Linked DNA regions of Homo sapiens: region 2 is linked to region 1. The links are chromatin loops, found by intact Hi-C in ENCODE. Cell type or tissue: ascending aorta. All regions are shown on one strand. Links, peaks and the distances in the headings refer to the core of each region. The heading gives the core; the rest is flanking DNA. Region 1 overlaps ARHGEF10L (Rho guanine nucleotide exchange factor 10 like). Region 2 overlaps ARHGEF10L (Rho guanine nucleotide exchange factor 10 like).

Region 1 (2,898 bases), core at 167-2,666:
TACAGATTCCTAGATAGAAACCTGAAATCTTACACTTATGAATTATTAGAATTGGTAGAGATTCTAGATTCTCAATCTACCCATCTCACAGAAGAGGAAACTGAGGCTTAGGGTAAAGGCAGGGGGCAAAGTGAAATGTTGCCCAAGCTCTTCTGGCTGGTCCAAGGAAGAAGTGGGATTAGAACCCAGGCAACTGGCTCCCAGTCCAGTCCCCCTCTGAGGCCCTGGAGGAGTGAAAGGAGCAGAAGGCCAGGAGTCTGGGATGCTGGGGTTCTGGTCCCGGGTCTGCCCCACTTGGCTGAAAGATGATGAGCCAGGGGCTGAGGCCCACTGGAGCTCCAAGTCTTCGTGATAAAACTTAAGGGGTTGTAGGGACTGGGGTGTCCCAAAGTCAAGTGGGCAGAATGCTAGTGCCCCACAGGATCCTATCAAGTGATTTGCCAAGGAAGGGACTCATGCTCAGCTGAACAAAGTTTGAAGGGGGACCACAGGGATTTCAGGGGAGGGCTCCAGAGTTAGAGGGTCAGGTTCAAATTCTGCCATTTACTAGCTGTGTGACCTGGGACAAAATATCTACCCTTTCTGTTCCTTAGCTGTGTCATCTATAAAATGAAGATAATGACCATCCATAGCTCACAAGATGACAAGGGATTGAAACAAGAGGCTGGACACGGTGGCTCACGCCTGTAACCCCAGCACTTTGGGAGGCTGAGGGGAGCAGATTACTGGAGGTCAGGAGTTTGAGACCAGCCTGGCTGATATGGTGAAACCCTGTATCTACTAAAAAAAAAAAAAAAAAAAAAAAAAAAAAAAACGAAAATTAGCCAGCTGTGGTAGCATGCACCTGTAGTCCCAACTACTTGGGAGGCTGAGGCAGGAGAATCACTTGAACCCGGGAAGCAGAGGTTGCAGTGAGCCAAGAACATGCCACTGCACTGCAGCCGGGTGACACAGTGAGATTCTATCTCAAAAGAAAAAAAAAAGATAGATTGAAACAAGATCATGCGTGGTACCTGGCACACTTCAGGCCTACAGTGGACACTGGTTATTACTTCAGTCCTATTGGTCACATTTCATATTATCTCTACAGGCGAGGGAACCAAGACTGCAGAGAGGTGAGACACCTGCCCAAAGTGACAGAGCTCATAGCACAGGGCTCTGGGAAGTGCTCCCCATCTCCCCCTCCCCTCGCCCTCTGCCTGGCATCTGCCCTTCCCAGCAGGGACTGCCTCCCTCACTGGCCTCATGTGACCTGTTAATCAAATCCTGCACCAGCCCCATGGAGTTTTCCCATCACTCATTGGGGAGGAAGCAGATGCCCAGGAAACTGCTTAAATAACCCGTGCAGCTCTGGGAAAGCCCCAGCCCTGGCTCCCAGCAGCAGCCCAGCTCCTCCTGCCCAGAAGCACCAACTGTTCTCTGAGACTGCAAAAAGGCAATGTTTAAAGCCACACGGGGACTGTGGACGGTGACCTTCAACTCAAGCCTCCAGTGAGCCGCTCCCTGGGGTTACTCACCATCCGCTTCCACCCCTGGGACTGTGGTTGTTTTAGTTAGAAGACCAGTCCCAGCCTGGATGACCTGGCACGCTGGGAGACCTCAGGCAAGTTGCTTAACCTCTCTGACTCGGAAATCTTTTTGGAAGAGAAAAATGAGCAGAATTTGGGAAGGAGTAAGGAAGCAGCAGGGTTCAGAGAATGACCTAGGAATCGAGAGCCTTTTAACAGCCTTGAAAGCTCTCCCTGGTAACTCTTCTGTCCCTTGCAGCCCAATCTCTACCCCAAACAAAAAGTTCTAATCCCGTCATCCCCTAGCTTGAAACAGTTGACTGGCTCGCAGGGCCCACAAGATAAAGTACAAGCCCCTAGTACAATGGACAGAGCTCCTGAGCAGCACCCTCCTGCACCCTCCCTGACATGGCCCTGCTATTCCCTCCCCTGAGCCTTGGCACATGCCTGGATGCCTCCTGCTTCCTGACCTAACTCTGCCTTTTCCACTGCTTGGCTTGGACACTCCCCTGGGAAGCCTCCTCGGAGTCCCTCCACCTGCATCAGGCACCGCCCACCCTTCAGCTGTTGCCCATCCACCTCCCTCACCAGATTAAGGGGCGCCACACCTTACTCATCTTGGAATCTCCAGTTCCTTGCCCAGTGCACAGCATTCAGTAGGTGCTTAGTAAATATGTGTTGGGAGGAGAGGAATGCAAGGACAGACAAATGAAAACAAATGAACAAAACCACAAGCTTTGGAATCCTCCTCTGCAACACGGGAATGCCGTGGGCAAACGAGGTGGACTGCCCCCCTTGGTGTGAATCCTCACTCCCTACACAGTCGTGCACCTGCTGGCAGGTGCACTGGGTCACCTCCGGGCCTCTTTCCGCTTCGATAAGGTGAGACGCTTAATAGCACCTGCACCTCACAGACTTATCGTGAGGACCAGGGGCCGATCCTCCCCAGGTGTTTAGTTCAGCACCTGGCACTAAAGGTAAGTTCCTTGCACCCATCTTCCCCTAGCTCCCAGGCTGCCTGCCCTGGCTCCTCCTCCTCCACCAGACTATAAATATAAGAGCTCCCAGAGCTCACCTCCCTGTGGAGGGATCTCTCCTCTGAATTGTCTCTCTGGGTGGTCACACCTGTCCCCTTTATATGTTAAGGATGCCCAAGTTTGCATCTCCAGCCCAGAGGCCCTCACTACCCCCTTGGACTTCTTTGGGGTTTTTTGGCTTTTTTTTTTTCGTTTTTGAGATGGAGTTTCACTCTCGTTGCCCACACTATACTGCAATGGCACAGTCTCAGCTCACTGCAACCTCCACCCTCCTGGGTTCGAGCAATTCTCCTGCCTCAGCCCCTGAGTAGCTGGGATTACAGGCGCCCGCCACCACACCTGGCTAATTTTTG
Region 2 (2,898 bases), core at 239-2,738, 78 kb before region 1:
ATCCAGGGACACCCTGGGAAAACGTCTTTTTTCTAAAGGGGATTTTTTTCTGGGAGGGAGGGAGGATATTCAGCAAAATTCATTCCCAAAACCCGTGACTCTGACGACAACCATTACTCTCCCCTTCCTTCCCCATCCTGTCTGGGAAAAGGACAGATCACCCCGAGCCTCCCCGGGACATAAAAGGACAGATCACCCTGAGCCTCCCCAAAGAGAAAAAGACAGATCACCCCCAGGCAACCCCAGGACAGAAAAGGACAGATCACTCTGAGCCTCCCCAGAGAGAAAAAGATAGATCACCCCCGGGCATCCCCAGGACAGAAAAGGACAGATCACCCCGAGCATCCCCAGGAGAGAAAAGGACAGAACACCCTGAGCCTCCCCAGAGAGAAAAACACAGATCACCCCCAGGCATCCCCAGGAGAGAAAAGGACAGATCACCCCGAGCCTCCTCGGGAGAGAATGCTGTTGTTCTCCAAAGCATCATCTCTCTCAAGTCGGCACACAACCAAAAGTCCCAGTGGGACCAAATGCCCAGGGTGTGCCAGGCACTGAGGATGGCTCTTAATATTCCACATCTCATTGAATCAGCTCAGCGGTCCTTGAGGCCATCCCCATTGCCCAGGTGAGGAAACTGAGATTCCAGGGGTAAAGTGACTCGCTGAGACCCACCCACTGTTGATTGACAGCACAGGACAGAGCCAGGCCACGTTCACCATTCCCTGCATTGAGCAGCTAGTGCACAGTGTGACAGGAGCCAGGGGAGGCCCCACCGCTCCTAACATGCAGGAGGACTTGGGGTCCCCCACAGCTGCTAAGGCCAGGCTCCGCCTCACTATTTCCACAAGGAAACCAAACGCCAACTCAAGAGACCACTACTCGGACCTTGAAGACAGCAGGGCCCCCCGCCCCAAGGGCTGCCAAATGTGCCATGACCCAAAACTTGGAAGAGGAAAGTCCCGTGGGCTCTGGCAGTCAGCGCTGCCCCCTTGGCAGATGAAAACCAACAAAAAGAAAAAGAAAACCAGGATATTGCACAAACGGCCCTCTGGAGGCTCCTGCCTAGGCTATTTTGAAACAGCTGGCATGGTTCCGTTTCGGGTTACACCCAGTTTCGTTTCTGCTTCTCCCTGGGTGATGGTGATAGGGACATCACTAAACAGGTCACAGAACTGGCCAGGACTGTCCAGGGAGGGCCCTGGAGGGGGAAGCCCAGGGTGCGGCCTCCACCACACTCTTCCTAACATCTCACATGGTCCAACCTACCCTCACCCAGCAAATGGAGACATGGAAGCTTAGAGCCTCTAGTCCTTTGCCCAGCATCAAAGAGGTCTCCCTTACCTCCAGCCAGGGCCCACCTCACAGAGCAGGAGAGGGCAGAACGGCTCTTCCCAACCACTACGGAATTTATTTCCTCCTCCCAAGAGGCCTCTCCCCACTGTGGCTGCACAGGTGTATGAGGCAAAGCAAGAGAAAGCCTCTTGGTCACCGAAGAGGGAGCCGAAGGTGGGGAGAGGAGAAGATTCCTGAGCGCAAAGGCCAGCACGGGTGGTCATGGCGGGGCTGAAGGCTTTTTCTCCCGAGACATTCCAAACTCGAGGCTTGTGTGGGGGATGGCTGAGTTAGTCCTGCCTGGAACCAGGGGGTGGAGAGTGACCCTGCCCCTCATGCCCAACCTGAGCCACGTGGATGGGGACATCCCCAGGAGAGGGCGCTGTCCCCTCCCCATCTCGTCTTCCCCAGCCCAATCCTCCTGGAGCAGGTAAAATAAACTCAGATGCCTTAGGGGCTTGCAGGTAACATCAGTGGGAAAGGTGGGTAGGAACCAAGGGGAAGTGGGCAGCTGCCACTCGGGGGCTGGTGCCACGTGGGAAGGTGGGTCGGTGAGCCAGCTCTTCCTACCCTCCCAGGAGACCCACAAGTCTGAATTTTATAGGATCTCTCTCAATTTTTAAATGTTGGCAACTACTGCCATGTTCTTAAAACTACTGTGTGGGCCGGGCACCGTGGCTCATGCCTGTGATCCCAACACTTTGGGAGGCTGAGGCAGGAGGATCACTTGATCCCAGGAGTTTGAGACCAGCCTGGGCATCATAGTGAGACCCCATCTCTACAAAAAAAAAAAAAAAATTAATTAGCTGGGTGTGGTAGCTCGTGCTTGTAGTCCCAGCTACTCAAGAGGCTGAGGCAGGAGGCTCACTTGAGCCCAGGAGCTCAAGGCTGCAGTGAGCCGTTATTGTACCACTGTACTCCAGCCTGGGCAACAGCATGAGGCCCTGTCTCAAAATAAAATTAAATTAAATAGAATAAAATACTGTGTGGGCCACAACACAACCTGCAACCTGAATTTGGCCTGAAGCAACAGAGTCCTAAGATGTGGGTTGCCTGAAGCTTGGCACTGCAGGGGACCCTACAGGAGGCCTTGTCCCTGCCCCACTTCACAGGCATGGGGTGGAAAGCAAAGATGCTGATGCAGGTTAGACAGCATTCTATACTGTAAAGTGCAGCACACATGGAAAGGGCCACTCTCCCTCTGGGTACTCCTTCCTGGACTCTTAGAAAGGTCTACCCCGTGCTGCTGAAACCTCCCTCCTGGGAACAGCCAGCCATAGGCCTTAGTTCTGCTTCTAGGACCCCACAGAGCCAAGAGGCTCCCAGTTTATTCCCCAGAAAATTTGAACCTCTCCCTATGACCTCACACAGTATCCGTTCTCCAAAGAACAGTCCTGCAATGTGCCCAGGGCCTGGGCACCCCAGCCTAAACTATCCCAGCCCTCCCCTACCCTCCAGTAGGTGAACAGGGGGGCTGGGGTGTGGGACCTCCCAGAGACCCCAGCACAGAGCCAGGCAGTTCATGTCATGTGCTGAGAGGGAAGAAGAGGGACTCCAGTGACCAAC

What was found. A loop is a pair of places that touch in the nucleus more often than their neighbours do. Peaks named below come from ENCODE experiments on the same cell type or tissue, not always from the same donor. Only the 100,000 strongest peaks of a DNase experiment are listed, where the experiment ranks them.
Region 2: a loop joins it to region 1, with 2.1 times the contacts of the local background. A loop is called at or near these places in 2 of 110 quality-filtered maps.

Annotation. Positions count from the first base shown.
Region 1 is chr1:17,550,488-17,553,385 of GRCh38, reverse strand. All of the region lies in intron 1 of ARHGEF10L (Rho guanine nucleotide exchange factor 10 like), which reads right to left. Among named protein-coding and RNA genes, the nearest start is that of ARHGEF10L, 12 kb to the right of the region's middle. In ascending aorta, for the core only: no CTCF peak of the experiment used is centred there; a DNase peak (open chromatin) is centred at 1,485; H3K4me3 peaks cover 1,732 bases; H3K27ac peaks cover 2,500 bases.
Region 2 is chr1:17,628,424-17,631,321 of GRCh38, reverse strand. The region is part of intron 15 of ARHGEF10L (Rho guanine nucleotide exchange factor 10 like); the gene reads right to left. Among named protein-coding and RNA genes, the nearest start is that of LINC02810, 88 kb to the left of the region's middle. RefSeq lists enhancers at 527-1,178, 1,179-1,832. In ascending aorta, for the core only: a CTCF peak has its summit at 1,671 (motif pointing right); a DNase peak (open chromatin) is centred at 1,111; H3K4me3 peaks cover 1,047 bases; H3K27ac peaks cover 2,500 bases.